Regions from separate parts of the Mus musculus genome. Here all the other regions are linked to region 1. The links are chromatin contacts, found by POLR2A ChIA-PET in ENCODE. All regions are on one chromosome and are shown on one strand. The core of a region is the stretch at or near the end of the contact, and the rest is flanking DNA. Distances in the headings are between cores, read along the strand shown. Region 1 holds the start of Kdm4b (lysine (K)-specific demethylase 4B). Region 2 holds the start of Ranbp3 (RAN binding protein 3). Region 3 holds the start of Safb (scaffold attachment factor B).

What was found. ChIA-PET counts read pairs that join two places held with the same protein, here RNA polymerase II (POLR2A).
Region 2: POLR2A ChIA-PET joins it to region 1 with 17 read pairs in embryonic stem cell. The contact joins the promoter of Ranbp3 here to the promoter of Kdm4b in region 1. POLR2A ChIA-PET finds 5 or more read pairs at or near these places in 3 of 5 experiments (Patski and embryonic stem cell).
Region 3: POLR2A ChIA-PET joins it to region 1 with 21 read pairs in Patski. The contact joins the promoter of Safb here to the promoter of Kdm4b in region 1. POLR2A ChIA-PET finds 5 or more read pairs at or near these places in 3 of 5 experiments (Patski and embryonic stem cell).

What each region holds. Positions count from the first base shown.
Region 1 is chr17:56,323,810-56,328,628 of GRCm38, reverse strand. Kdm4b (lysine (K)-specific demethylase 4B) reads right to left here and starts at 2,579. Exons shown (of 23, transcript NM_172132.3): 1 at 2,400-2,579.
Region 2 is chr17:56,670,868-56,675,686 of GRCm38, reverse strand. Ranbp3 (RAN binding protein 3) reads right to left here and starts at 2,462. Exons shown (of 17, transcript NM_001252466.1): 1 at 2,276-2,462. The coding sequence starts at 2,297.
Region 3 is chr17:56,582,899-56,587,717 of GRCm38, reverse strand. It overlaps Safb (scaffold attachment factor B), which reads right to left and starts at 2,736. Exons shown (of 21, transcript NM_001163300.1): 1 at 2,368-2,736. The coding sequence starts at 2,556. Safb2 (scaffold attachment factor B2) reads left to right here and starts at 3,133. Exons shown (of 21, transcript NM_001029979.3): 1 at 3,133-3,444; 2 at 4,647-4,734. The coding sequence starts at 3,274.

The DNA.
Region 1 (4,819 bases), core at 1,330-3,829:
ATGCTGCACAGAGCAGGAAAGGCACCTGCTGAGGGAGGGATGTCAATCCAGACCTCTGGGATTCCACCATAGCCTGAACTCCAAGTATGGTGAGCAGAGCCCAGTCCCTGCCCCCCATGGGCCCTGCAGTGACAGGTCTCTCCAGAGGCAGGCCATCTGCTATAGTCTACTCCCTGTCCCCTGTTCCCAGGAGGCTTTGGCAGACTGGTGGCTCTAAATCTTGCTTCTGGAGCAAGTGACAAGCCCAAGGCCACCAGGCCCTGAACCCTCCACCCCACCTCCAGTTCCAGAGACAACCATCAGGAAGTACATCACAGCCCACACCTCTACACCACAAGCGTGAGCACACACGCATGCACTCGAATACCCAAGCACCTCACTGTCTTATGGATACTGGGCTAGCCAGATCAGCCTCTTCCCAGCACTCCCAAGGAGCCCCAGGCCCCTGAGTGATCTGACAGCTTGTTGACTCCCCACAGGTGTCAGGTAGCACAGGGACAGATGGCTACCTAGTGCTGGGGCTCCCAGGACAATGTGAGAAGGGGCCCAGCAGAGGTGGGAAGCAAGAACAGAAAGTCTAAGTAAGGGCTGGGCAGGCAGGGAAAACAGAGGGGCCCCTGGGGCAGGGAAGGAGACAGGCTACAGGCTACAGACAAATATCTACAAGACTGTAACTGAGTCTCCAGATACAAAGTGTACTATGATATCTCCTCAGCAGCCCTCTCCCCGGGAGGAAAGGATTAGAAAATCATTTGTCAATCAGACCTATACAATCCCAGCTTAGAACACACACATTCACAGGTGCGCCTGGATATGCACAGGTACATGGAGCACCTGGCACAAGGACATTTCCACCCCAAACATCAAAACACCCCATGACAGTCAGGCTTCCTGCCCTCCTAGGGAGAGGATGAAAAGTTTGACTGGAGTCTTGCATAGGGACCCTACAAGTTTAGATACAGAACACCCACAAGGCTTGGGGAAAAAAGGAAGGGAAGAAGAAAGCTGACTACAGCTAGAGCAGGGTGGGAAGAAAAGGTTGGCCCAGTCTGGAGACACGCCCTTTTGGTGACTCTGAAGGCAGCAATTACTGGAGAATTAAAGAGAGTGATTAGCCCTTTCCTGGTAGTGGTAGGAGCCCCTGAAGACCCACGTAATGAACCCATTTTGAGGCAGGAGCTGTTTGGGGAACAGTGCAGTCTCCAGCCTGGGGACTGTCAGATACACAACTAATGGGACACAGAGACATCCCGGACCCCCCAACCTTCTGCAACCAAGATCCTCAGCGCCTATGAAGGTGCTGGCACCAGGCTGCAGGCTGAGCAAATCCCACTTGGTTACAGGGAAAGATACACTCTTTCTTTTTGCTTTTTGAAACATACCGGATCCATCCTCTCCATAGTTGAAAAAAACTAGCAACTACTCCGGCAAGACACTTCCCCAGGTGTTAATTATTAAAGCGATGCCATCCTCCGCCCCGCCCCCCCCCCTTTCAGACAGATGGGACAAGGAACCGCGATGCCCGAACCGTAATGGCCAAACCGCACCAGTTACAGCATCAAATCTGCAAACCTGGAATCCCTTATACTCTCAGCTGGCTGACCGAAACCCCTAACAGAACCCCCAAAACCCCCCAGGATATGGCAGTAGGAAAGCCACCCCCAGCTGTCCCCAGCTTTGCCAAGCTTCCCTGTCTGCCGGGATGCCCTGGACTAGTGTGCACGCGGAAAACTGCACATTTCATGGCTTACAGAAAGAAGGGAGCTGGAAAGCAAAGAGACCAGGGTACAGAAGCGAGGTGGAAAGGCTGCCATTGCAATAGCAGATACGTGTACTATTTATTTTCATTTTTAAAATGCAGATTATATGGTGATTTACAGATTCTGGACATGCGGGGGTCAAGTTTGCAAGGCCATGATGGGTGAGTGTTTGGAGGGGACAGCTCCAAACCAAAGGGAACCAAAATGCAAGCGGCGGGGAGCAGGGACTTGGAGTGGGTTTTTTATTTTTAAGGATTTGGGGTTGTTGAAGGGATGGCTGGACCGGGCCACCCACGCTGTCATCTTTTGTGCCCTGGAAAGGGGACGCGGCGCCCCGCCCCCGCCCCGCCTTTGTCCGGCCCCATCGTCAACCCCCCCCACCCACCCCCAAAAAAACACACCCTCCTTTCCCAGGCACACAATCGTTTTGTCGATCAACAAACAGCAGCTTCGCCCGAACGGACAAAAGCGCGGCGTACTCCGCCGCCCTGAGGAGCCGAGTAGGCCGCAGCCAAAGCCTCGGCCTGGAGTGCGCGCGGCGGCCCAAGGTGCGGCGTGGGGGCAGGCATGGCGGCCGCGCGGCCCCCCAAAGGGGCCTGGAAGCTGCTGAGCGCCGCCACGGATCGCACACTCACTCACCTGGCGCAACGCGCGGCCCGGGCCGCAGACAGCAGGCTGAGCGGCGCGTGCCCGGCCGTCTCGCGTCGCCCCCGCCGGCCCTCACTCGCTCGCCCCGGCCACTGGGCTCCGAGCTTCGCCCGGTCTCTTTGCTCCTTCGATGGTTCGCTCGCTCGCGGCCGAGCCCTCAGCAAGAGCCCGGGGCGGGGAGGCGAAGCTTCAGAGGGGCGGGGCGACGGCTCCTACTCGGCCGCCATTGGGCATTCAGCCCACGCCCGCACGCTGATTGGTGGCGGCTGACAGCTCCACCCCTCCCCTCATCAACACCGAGCGGCCCCGCCCTCCGCGACCTGGGGCGGGAGCAGGCACTCGATTTCTTCCCTTCATTGGTCCAACCCCGAGGACGTGCCGGCACCCACTCACGTGCCTAGTGACCGGCTCAGCTTTCAGTGGGTACGAAGCATGCCCGTCAAGATGCACACAGCCAATCCGGCTGCGGTCGGGTGTAGGATAGCCCCGAGCTCACGCAGATTGACAAGCGCGTTCTCAGACTTTACTGAGACAAACGCGGATTGGTGTTTGGTACCGGTCTCTGGGTGCCGAATGGTTGCGACTGAATGTCAATCGCTGTCTTGCTGCTCCAGACTCCACCCTGTGATCGGGCGGCTGCTGAGTACGTGATTTCCTGCACAACATCAGCTCTGGGTCCGGAGACAGTGGTTCGAAACCCAGTAGTTCTAGATCTAGAGTCAGAATTTGAGCCCAGCTTTGCAAAAGGCCGAACTAGGGTAAGAGGATCTCAAAAGCGTTCCATATTGCCCTCCCCAAACGTTCATGAGTTCCCTAAAACGTGCGCGACTTGGTCCACCCCACCCCCCACCTTGAACTGATAGCTGTACCCATGGAAAGCGTTGCAATAACTCAGTGGAAGAGGATTCAATTATCTACTTCTCAAAATGTCCTAGGTCCTACTCTCTAGCTCAGCGTATTGCAAATTGGAGGCCTGGGCACCCAAATTCCAGCTACAGGTGTCCAAGCCCCTGCTCCACACAATTGTTTCCATCTCTTCATTGTGCGATGTGAAGGGAACAGCATCACCACACCAGTCACCCTGCACTCAAGAGCATTTAGTTAAGGTCTGATATCATCCCCATCAATATGCATTTATAATTTTAAATTTTTATTATTTTGTATATATGTGTGGTATATACCTCTACAGGTCAGAGGGCAACTCTGGAGTTTGTCATCTGGGTTGTTAGGCTTCACTGCAAGCTCTTTTATCCAGAGCCTGCTTTGCAAACTACCATTACGGCTTCTATACTTGAGCAAGCAGAGGTGACAACATTCCTGTTTTATGGGGTAGACTAGAAATCCTTCTACTTTAATATCTAACATCTGGAAAGTACCCTCCTTAGAGCAGGTTCTTTGTGCACCCAAGATATTTGTTCTACCCCCCTAGTCTGTTGCTAATTCACTAACTCTCAAGGTTACACATAAATTATTCCAAGCTAGACGAGTCTTGAATTGTTTCCATTGCTCTTCATTGTGCAATGTAAAGAGAACAGCCATCACCCACGCCAGTCACCATGTACTCAGAATTTGGACTACACCATCATCTTTAGTTACATTGAGCTGGAGGCCAGCCAGGGCAACTACATAAGACCCTGTCTCAGGTGAAACAGCTCAGTAAACTTGCCTTCTAGCCAGATGACTTGTGTGACCCACAGGGTGGAGGAAGAGTCCTTTGTCCTTCGGACCTCCACAGGTGGCACATGTCTACCTGTGCAAGTGCACACATACAAGTACACACACACAAACACACTCCAATGTCTATCAGTCCTGTTAGCACTCAGTGCCTGGAAGCAATTGTTTTCTATCCTTCAGGATGTCTGTACTATTCTGTGCTCAGAAACAGAATCCCATGTGGTCATTGCCACCACATTTTCCAGAGCAGGTGACCTGTGTGAAGGACAGGTAGATTTTTAAATTTAGGAGTGGATTTTTTTTTTTTTTTTTTTTTTTTTTTTTTTTGGTTTTTCGAGACAGGGTTTCTCTGTATATAGCCCTGGCTGTCCTGGAGCTCACTTTGTAGACCAGGCTGGCCTCGAATTCAGAAATCCGGCTGCCTCTGCCTCCCAAGTGCTGGGATTAAAGGCGTGCACCACCACGCCCGGCAGGAGTGGATTTTGTTAAGTTTGCTCTGCTCTCAGGACTGTCTACACAGTGGCATAGACACTTGCCTTGAGCTGGAGAGATGGCATAATGGTTAAGATTGTATACTGCTCTTCCCGAGGGCCTGAGTTCAAATCCCAGCACCTATGTCAAGTGGCATACAACCACCTCCAGCTCCAACCCCAGGGGATCCAACACCTGTGGCCTTTACAGGTACCCACTCACATTCATGATTTGCTAAAATAAACTTCTGAAATAAATTTTCTAAT
Region 2 (4,819 bases), core at 1,213-3,712, 350 kb before region 1:
AAGGGAAAGAGGCCTCCTTGGAGGCAGTGGAGGCAGGCACAGAAGAGGACTCCTAAGCACTTCAAAGTCTTGGGGTAAGAGAAAAATTCCCATTGACAACCATAACAGGTTGAGGTCTGGGTGACTTTCTGGGATGGGATTCTGTTCTACACAGGATATTACCCACTATAAAGGAGACCTCCATGGCACGAGCCCCATGTTCTGTATATTCCAGTCATCCCAGCACTTGGGAGGTAGAGTCCGCAGGGTCAGGACTTCAAGGCTAGAGCTGTGAACCTGAGAGCAACCTGGGCTATATGAGACTCTGTCAAACCAACTAAAATCCCCTAATTTTTAAAAGGAGTCTGTGTTTAAAACACACCCATGCCACGCAGTAGTGGTGTACGCCTTCAATCCCAGCACTTGGGAGGCAGAGGCAGGCAGATTTCTGAGTTCAAGGTCAGCCTGGTCTACAAAGTGAGTTCTGGGACAGCCAGGGCTACACAGAGAAACCCTGTCTTGAAAAACAAACAAACAAACCAACCAACCCACAAAGCACATCACATCAATCTCTACTTCCCTGGCTCCCTCTACTGCCTCCATCCTCAATGGCTTGTGTAAAATAGGTAAGGGGGGGGGGGGGGCGGGGCGGCTTACCCAGACTATGCAGGTTCACACAGCTCTGCTTCCTGACCTGCCTCTAGTAACTGACTTACCTGCATCTACCCTTCAAGGCCTGGATGGAGTGTAAATACCTCCCAATGCCCAGTCCCTCCCAGTGTACTCTCTGAAGGACCCCATGTCCCTGGGTGTTCTACAGAAGCCTCAGACTACATGTCACTGCATAGTGCATAGTGAAGTACCACGTCCCTGCTAACAGCCTGACTGTAGTTGTTAAGGAAAAAGGACAGGGCTGAAAATAGACCTCTGGGGGCTAGAGAGATGGCTAAGCAGTTAAGAGTACTGACTGCTCTTTCAGGGGTCCTGAGTTCAATTCCTAGCAACCACATGGTGGCTCACAACTACTGTAATGGGATCCTATGTACTCTTCTGGTATGTGTCTGAAGACAGCTCCAGTGTACTTAGATAAATAAAAATAAATAAATCTAAAAAACAAAAAACAAAAAAAACAGACCCTGAAGTCCCCAAACTGAACCCTGGAGGAGCCCCGAAGGGGCCACCACTGGGTGTCAAGCATCAGGCTGACTGAGAAAGTGTTACATCCCAGAGTGCTCAGGGAGTCAGGGCCACGGGGCAAAAGGGGGTGTGGAAGCAATTAGTATATCAGTGCTCAACCTGTGGGTTGCCACCCCTTTGGCAAATGTCTAAATAGGAAATCCAGAAACATTTACATTACCATTCATAACAGTAGCAAAGCTAGTTATGAAGAAGTAACAAAAATAATTTTATGGTTGGGGTCACCACAATGAGGAACTATATTTAAGGGTCACGGCATTAAGAAGATTGAGAACCACTGAATTAGGAAATACAGATCAGGTGGCCAAGCCTAAATCAGGGGATGTAAGCTGCACTCCAAAGGACTCTGAAGACTGGTAGGAAGAGACGTGCAGGTTCTGCAACAACTGGGTAGTCCTACCATATTCAAACCCCTTAAATGGGATGTCGACTCCAGAGGGGAGGTTTCACGGTGTCAAAAATAAAAACGGGATGTGAAGAAGCAGTTAGGAGTTTCAAGATCAGATGGCCAGGCCTAAATGGGGGGCATCAAGTGCACCTCAAAGGACCTGGAGCCCTGTGGCGGGAATAGGGGCGCCCGGTCCGGGTTTAAGCAGACCTCGGGGTGTAAGCTACAGGTCGGGGTGGCCGAGCACCTTCGCGGGATGAAGGAGAGCCGGACCTGAGCCTGAGGCTATGCCGGGGAAGGAGGCCCAGGCCCCAGGCGAGGGAAGCGGGGAAGGGAGCGTGGCGGGCTGGGCCCGCGAGCAGGCTCGGAGGTCTCGCCCGCCTCGTTCGAGGCCGCGGAGCCGCGTCTCAAGGCCCGTTGGGCTCCCCGGGCGGCCTGCGAGGCCGGAAGGCGTGGGGTGGGGGTGGGGGGTGGGAGGCGGTCGCGGCGCGGCCGAGGAGCCTCGAGGTCGGGAGGAGGCAGAAGCCGGGGCTGCCGCGAGGAACCCGGCCGGGGACCAGACTCCACGGTAGGGGGGCCCGCTGGGTGCCCAGACCGGGTGAGGCCGAACTCCCACAACCTGAAGCGCTCGCCCTTCGACTCTGGGGCTCCCTTGACTTCCCGCCCCGCGCCCGCCTGCCGCCAGCTGGCCCCCGGCGGCGCCTCCCCTACCTTCGTTCGCCAGGTCCGCCATTTTACTTCCTTAAGCCCTCCCACAAGGCCCCGCGCCCGGCCCCCGGGCTCCGAGGGCTTTCTGCTGGGAGAGTTCTGCGCCTGCGCATCCCATAAGCCAGCGCCGGTGTGAGGAGGAGGGAAGCTCGCACCCGCTAGAGCTCCGGCCGCGCGCCTGCGCAGTAACGGCTCTCCGCCCGCCTCTTCCCGCCCGCAAAGGGAAGAGGGTGTGGCTAGCGTGGCACGCATGCGCACAGGCAGCGCCAGTTTGCTATTGGTCCTGAGCTCCTAGCATTGGCAGCATGTTAAGGAGGTGGGGGGGGGGGAGGAGGATGGCCGAGCCCCACGCATGCGCAGGAGAGACGTGCCGCTGCTTGCTGTCCTGACTGCCATCCCGCCACTTTCTCTGTTTGTTTCTCTGGCGTGAGCCTAGGTAGGCTTTTTAGCGATTCCGCGTACAGGAAGGAGTGGCCCATGTCCCTGAATCAGAAGCCAGGCCCTTTCACACAGCTTTCCTATGGCTATTTGGGGTGGTTGAGGAAGAGGCAAAGTCAGAGGTCACCCTAGATTTCAAACACAGGATGTCCTAATAAAACTAGACTCTTAACCTCTCTGGGCATTAGACTTGGCATTGGTGCGCACGCCTTTAATCCCAGCACTCAGGCAGACGCAAGAGGATCTCCGTTTGAGAGCAGCCTGGTCCAGGGCTACACAGACTATGTCTTGAAAACAAACAAACAATAAGTAATAAGAAAAGATGTATTTGTGTATGAGTGCTATGTGTGTGCAGTGCCTACAAAAGGCTAAAAAAGGAAAGGCTATCCTGGAACTGGACTGTGGGTGACCGGTCTAAGCCAACTATGTGGGTGCTAAGAACTCAGGCCAGGCGTGGTGGCGTACGCCTTTAATCCCAGCACTCGGGAGGCAGAGGCAGGCGGATTTCTGAGTTCGAGGGCAGTCTGGTCTACAGAGTGAGTTCCAGGACAGCCAGGGCTATACAGAGAAACCCTGTCTGGAAAAAAGAAAGAAAGAGAGAGAGAGAGAGAGAGAGAGAGAGAGAGAGAGAGAGAGAGAGAGAGAGAGAAGAAGAAGAAGAAGAAGAAGTAAGGAAGAAAGAAAGGAAGGGAGAATGGAAAACCAAACCTATATTCACCTTTGCATACTGACAAGACACCTGAAAGCAGCTACTACGTATTTTAAATCTGGGTATACTCCTATAGATCTGTGAGATAGGGAGACACTGTCACAGTGTAGTCCAGTCTGGTCTTGAACTCAAAATTCTCCTGCCTCATCTTCCCAAGTGCTGGGGCCACAGATATAGAACTCACTCTTGCCGGGCGTGGTGGCACATGCCTTTAATCCCAGCACTTGGGAGGCAGAGGCAGGCAGATCTCTGAGTTCGAGGCCAGCCTGGTCTACAGAGTGAGTTCCAGGACAGCCAGGGCTACACAGAGAAACCCTGTCTCGAAAAAAAAAAAAAAAAAAAAAGAGCTCACTCACACTTTCTTTCTCCCCCCCCACCCCCAGTTTTGAGTATTTTATGTAGCCCAGACTGCCCTCGAAATGGCTTTGTAGATGAGGGTGCCCATGTACTTCTGATCCTCCTGCCGGCACAGCCAGAAAGTTAGGCTAACATATGTCACCATCATACCCAGGTTCAATGGTTTTGGTTTTGGTTTTTGGTTTTTAGTTTTGAAAGAGAGTGTCATTACATAGCTCAGGCTGGTCTGGAGTTTTCAGTAATCCCCCTGCCTCAGCTTCCAACTCCTGGGAACATGAATGTGTGCATACAACGCAACCTTCTGTCTCCCTGGTGTATGTGGTGAGTGTGGATGTATGTGCACAGCAAGTGTACATGAAGAAGTAGGGGGGTTGGGGATCCTGCTCTATGTGTCTGCTTTATTCACTTCAGACAGCCTCCCTCACTCAACCTGGAGCTACACTGGGCTAGGGTCACAGGCCCTCCTAGCCATCCTGGCTTCTCACGTGGGTGCTGGGATTTGAACTCCTGTCCAAATGCTTTACCAGTCAAGCCATTGCTCCAGGTCTTCTCAGTCCCCTTTTCCCCTGTGGACCTCCCTGTCTGACCCTGTGACCTTCCATCACTATGATGTTTTCCTGAGTGCTGTATGAGCCTTGCACAGTGACTCAGTGTCTCTATGTTATCACAGAACTTAATACCAGCACCCAGGAGGGAGGGGCAGGTGCATCTCTGTGAGATGGAGTCCAACCTGATCTACAGAGTAAGACCCTATTTCAAACAAACAAAAGAAACCAATAAACTCCTAAACTTGTTAAACTAGTGGACCTCAAACTTCGTAATAGTGCAACCTTTTAGTACAGCTCCTCATGGTGTGGTGATCCCCAGCCATAAAAGCATTTCCTTGCTACCTCATAACTGTAAGTTTTCCACGATTCTGAATCATAAGGTAAATAGTTGATGTGTGACCCTCAAATGGGGGAACCATGTGAGAACCACTGCCCCAAGCCATAACAGAAAGATCTTTGTAAACTGAACAAGGAAACAGGTTATTATACAGCTCA
Region 3 (4,819 bases), core at 1,487-3,986, 260 kb before region 1:
CTGTCCCTCCCAGGCTACCTCAGTAAACCCCCTCTAACAGGTGCTCCTCCACACCACCTCCCTCTTTAAAAATCCAACCCAGAGATGGTCACAACAAGCAGGCAGAGGGACAGTACTGTAGACTTACCCTCTGATCTGACAAACATACAGGGGTGTGAGTGGAGACAAGCACAGACCAGGGTCCCTCTGCAACCCCCAAGAGGACAATGAGAACAGCACCCTAAAGCCAACCCTCAACTTCTAGTCTTGAGAGAGCTTGGTACTGCCAAGGCTGCACAGTGCCTCACCAGCAGGCCGAGCATCACCCTGGCCACCCCCTTTCACACCCTGTATGTTCTGTAGGTGACACCAGTGTAGGGAGCTTCTTGCCCATTCCAATAGAGATGTAGTGTCCTTAAAAAACAAACAACAAGCTGGGCAGTGATGGCGCATGCTTTTAATCCCAGCAGGGATTAAAGAGGCAGACGGATTTCTGAGTTCAAGGCCAGCCTGGTCTACAGAGTGAGTTCCAGGACAGCCAGGGCTACATAGAGAAACCCTGTGGGGGGGAGGGGGGGGACACGACGATGACACAACCAACAAACCAAAAAAAACCCAAAAACAAACAAACAAAACCCCCAAAAAGCCACCAAACCAAACCAACTGAAAAGAGTGCCTGACGTTCAGTAGGTAGTGTGCCTGCCCTGGCCTCTAACTTCCACACCTCATCTCACAAGCAAGTAATGTTATATGCTGTACATGTTCACAGTACATGAGAGGCCAGAAGACAACCTCAGCTTTCTCTTAGGTACCATCCACCTTGTCTTACAGACTTGACTGGACTAGTCAGGCAGTGAGCCTCAGGGATCGTCCTGTGTCTGTGAGCACTGGGATTGCGGCTGGCACCCCACCTGACCTTTACTGTTGGTGCTGGGCACAGAGCTCAGGCCTTCACACTGCTGCCCTCTCTGCTTGTCACAGTGTCTTCTCTCAACAGCAACTGGTGACTGACTTTGGATGGATCTAGGAGGGTTAAATCTCCAGTTCCTTGTGCAAGGGATGACTGGGCAGATGACAATGTCTGAAAGCTAGAGGGGACAGCTTTTCAAGGTGTAACACAAACAAAGTCTGCTTTCTAAGGTGGAGTAAACAACTACAAAAGCCAAAAGGGGGCCCTGTGGAGACTGAGCTTGTTTACCTGGACTAGACTGCAAGCCAAGCAATGCCTACCCTACCCTGAAGGCAAGCTACTACTGCCTTGATCTGAGGACACTCAGAAGAGGTTAAAGGTCTTCCTGACAGAGAATCTAGGCCACAAAGGAAGGCAATAGAAATGAGCCTCTTTCTCAGGGGGCTCAGTTTGAGGCTGGAACTAAATCCTCCGACTCCCACCTGACCACACAGAATGGAGTGTTATAGCAGTTGTGTGGCAGATGGTTCCAAGGGCCTCTGCAATATTGGGCAAGCATGTTACCTCTGATCTATGTGTCCAACCCCTTTTTTTTTAAAAAAAAAAAGAGACAAAACAAAAACCTACTATGTTTTACAGAAAGGCTTTCACGCATCCCAAGATGGCCTCAAACTTAGGATCCTTCTGCCTCCACCACTCCCGGCCTTAGGAAGTATTTGGGATAAAACTTAGGGTTTTGTGCATGCAAGGTAAGCACAATACCAAATGAGTAGCACACTACCAAATGAGTAGCTCTTGGACCTACTTTATACTTTGAAAAAGGCTTAGCTAGCCCTGAACTCTAATATTCAGGTTGGTTTGGAACTCCTCTACAGCCCAGGTTGGCCTTGAACTCACATCTGACTTACCTTTATCAACAGAAAAAAACGTTCTTTCCTTCCATCTCGTATCTTCCCCTAGCTTAGTTCTAGCAAAGAATTAGAAACAATTTATTTTTCCGCTTTGTTTTTGTTTTTTGTCTCCCTGGGCTACCTACATCCTCCGGCTGTCTGCGAACTCTGAGAGTTTCTCATGTTTCATCTCCACCACCCCTGCCCCCAACGTCACTGTGTCTTCCCAGATTAAAAGAAAAGAAAAGAAACAAAAACCACCTGTTCTGCCTCGGGGGCCGAAAAGGGACTTGGGATCGAATCCCGCCACAAGCTGACCCCACTGGATGACCTTGGCCGAGTCCCCTTCATCCCCCTTTGGGGTTGGGACTAAGCAGTACAGGGAACGCGGTGTCATCGATCCCCCGAACCCGTTCGTGGTGTTATTTCCCTCTGGTCGCATCGCTGGGGGCGTCGAGATTCGAATCCTTGCACCCGGCGCCCGCGGAGCCCCAGTATTAGCGCCCAGCGCGAAGGCCAACGGGCCACTCCGGGCCCGGCGGTGGGTGTCGCCATGGCGACCATGGGGTTCCCCCCCGCGAACCTCACCTTCTTCAGCCGCTCCATCAGCACGCTCTTGTTGCCGCTCGAGTCGAGGTTCCGCTTCTTCAGCTCCGCCCGCAGGTCGATCACCCGCAGGTCGCTGAGCCGCCGCGTCCCGGTCTCTGACGCCGCGGAGCTCACGGCCGCCGCGCCCGCCGCACTCGCGTCTCCTAAACCCGACAGAGTCTCCGCCATTCCAGGGACCCTGGTTCCGTCGCCCACTTCACACAGAACCGGGTCAGTGGGTTTGCGTGAGTGTGTTTTTTTTTTGATTTGTTATTATTATTATTTTTTTGAATCTCGGCCCTCTTACCACAAAATGGCGCCGCCTGAGAGGGAACCGCTTCAGCCTCCCCGGAGGCGCACCTCGACACTGCGCAGGCGCCGCCGGCGCGAGCCCTACGCTCTCAGACGCCTTTACCCAAGCGCAGTGTGCGCGGCGGCAGAGACGACGTAGGCGCGCCTCGCCGGCTCGCGCTTGGCCGCGGACCAAGACGCATGCGTGCTACAGGTCGTGCGCCTGCGCATCACTGTCGGAGCGCTGGCCGTAGAGCGGTGGCGTGCGCAGCCGGGCAACGCTGCGAGAGGCAAACGGGGGTCAGTGAGCGTAGCGAGGCGGTGCGCGTGCGCATTAAAAAGAGGGTGGCGACGGGGCCGGGGGGGGGGGGGGGAGGGGGGGCTTACGACCGGTTGCGCATGTGCACTTGTACCCGCGAGGCTCGAGACTGCTTTGGCGTGCGACCTAGGAGGTGCGTCAGAGCTGTGCGCCTGCGCAGCCGCAAAGGGAGGCGGGAGGAAGCGAGTGCGTTTTCCTCTTCGGCAGCGCCATTTTGTACTACCTCCGAGCCGCCACAGCTGGTGCCAGCGAGTGGAGGGGGTTCCGGAGCGAGTTGGGAAGTCGCGGAAGCGAGGATGGCGGAACCCGGGACCGGGTCGGGCGACCCCGCCTTTGGTCCGGGCGCCTCGGAGAGTGGGACGCGGCGGCTCAGCGACCTGCGGGTGATCGACCTGAGGGCGGAGCTGAAAAAGCGGAACCTGGATACGGGAGGCAACAAGAGCGTGCTGATGGAGCGGCTGAGGAAGGTGAGGGAACCCGAGTGGCGCCGTGGACCCGGGCACGTAACTGCCCGCGCAGACTCGGGCCGGCCTTCCCACCCCGAGCCCCCCCCCCCGACTTCGGTCTGTGCTGTCAGTTACCGAAGCAGCCGAGGCTGTGTGACCTTTACTAGTCGCTGCCCCTCTCTGTGTCTCGCCTCCCACTTGCCCCGGGATTTGCAGGAAGCCGGGCCTTGTTGAGTAATCGGGTGGCTCTGGGCACGTCTCCATGATGACCTTGCACCTGCAGCTGTCTTTTCCGCCACCCTAGTTTTACTCTTCTGGGGAATCTATCAGTCAACCCCACTGTTGGCGGTGCCCAGTGTCTCTGCACAGACCATGTTCGCTCCCAGGTCCGGTCCCCTCGCGCTTCCCTGGTCTTGGAGCCTAGTTGTCATCTCGAGTCAGCGTAAGATGTCACTTTCCTCCCCCTAGACAAGAAGTCTTGTCTACTGCCCTTCAGCGCTTGACACAAGCTTGCCTCTGTGGAACAGGGTCCTTGAGGGTTAGGGACTCCTGATTGGCTGCAAGTAGAAGGCGCCAGAATACTTTGAGGGAAAATTGGCCAGCGCTTTCTTCTTCGGTCTATGTTGTTTTTCCTTATCAAAAATCAGCGCCTCCCCTCCCACGCAAAACTTTTTTTGGAGAGCTACTGTGGCCCAGTGTGGCCTTGGACTTGCTGTGAAACCCAGACTAGACTTCAGCTCTTGGTCTCCTGCCCCCCCTTTTCACTTCCAAAATGCTGGAATTAAAGGTTTGCTTTGTTATGGGAGGCCTTTTGAGCGCCCCATTCAGCTCTTTGCCCTGCCTGAATCAAGGACAGGTTTCCTACCATCATCCCTGTGTTTGATGAAAGAGCACACAAGATGAGCGGTCACCAACCCTGATTTGGGGTTAATACTTGGATTTTATTCTATTTTTTTGTCTTGGGTTGGGGATTACATCTAGGGCTACAAGCTGCCAGGTCATGTATGACCACAACCTGCTGACAGTGACTCTGCAACCCAAGCTTTCAGCTTCCCTTTCTCTAGGTTTTGGGTCTTGAGCAGGGAAGGGGAGCTGGCTGCTAAATGTGGTCTTAAGCTAGATTGTGAACACTTGCAACTGCAAAGTTGCTTCTTAAAGAACACTTTGTGTCAACCCCTCCTAAAAGATAACTTTATTTAAAACTTCATACTCTTTCCCATCAGGCATTTAAGGAGGAAGGACAAGAACCTGAGGAGGTTGGAATCAGCTGGGGAGCTGTGAGCAAGAGGGCTGTAAAGAGAAACACCAAAGGTACTTAACTGCCTGTGCTTGACGCTGGGCCTGGGGAATGGGTGTCTGCTCTGCTCTGTGTATGTGTAATATGCATACTTAGATG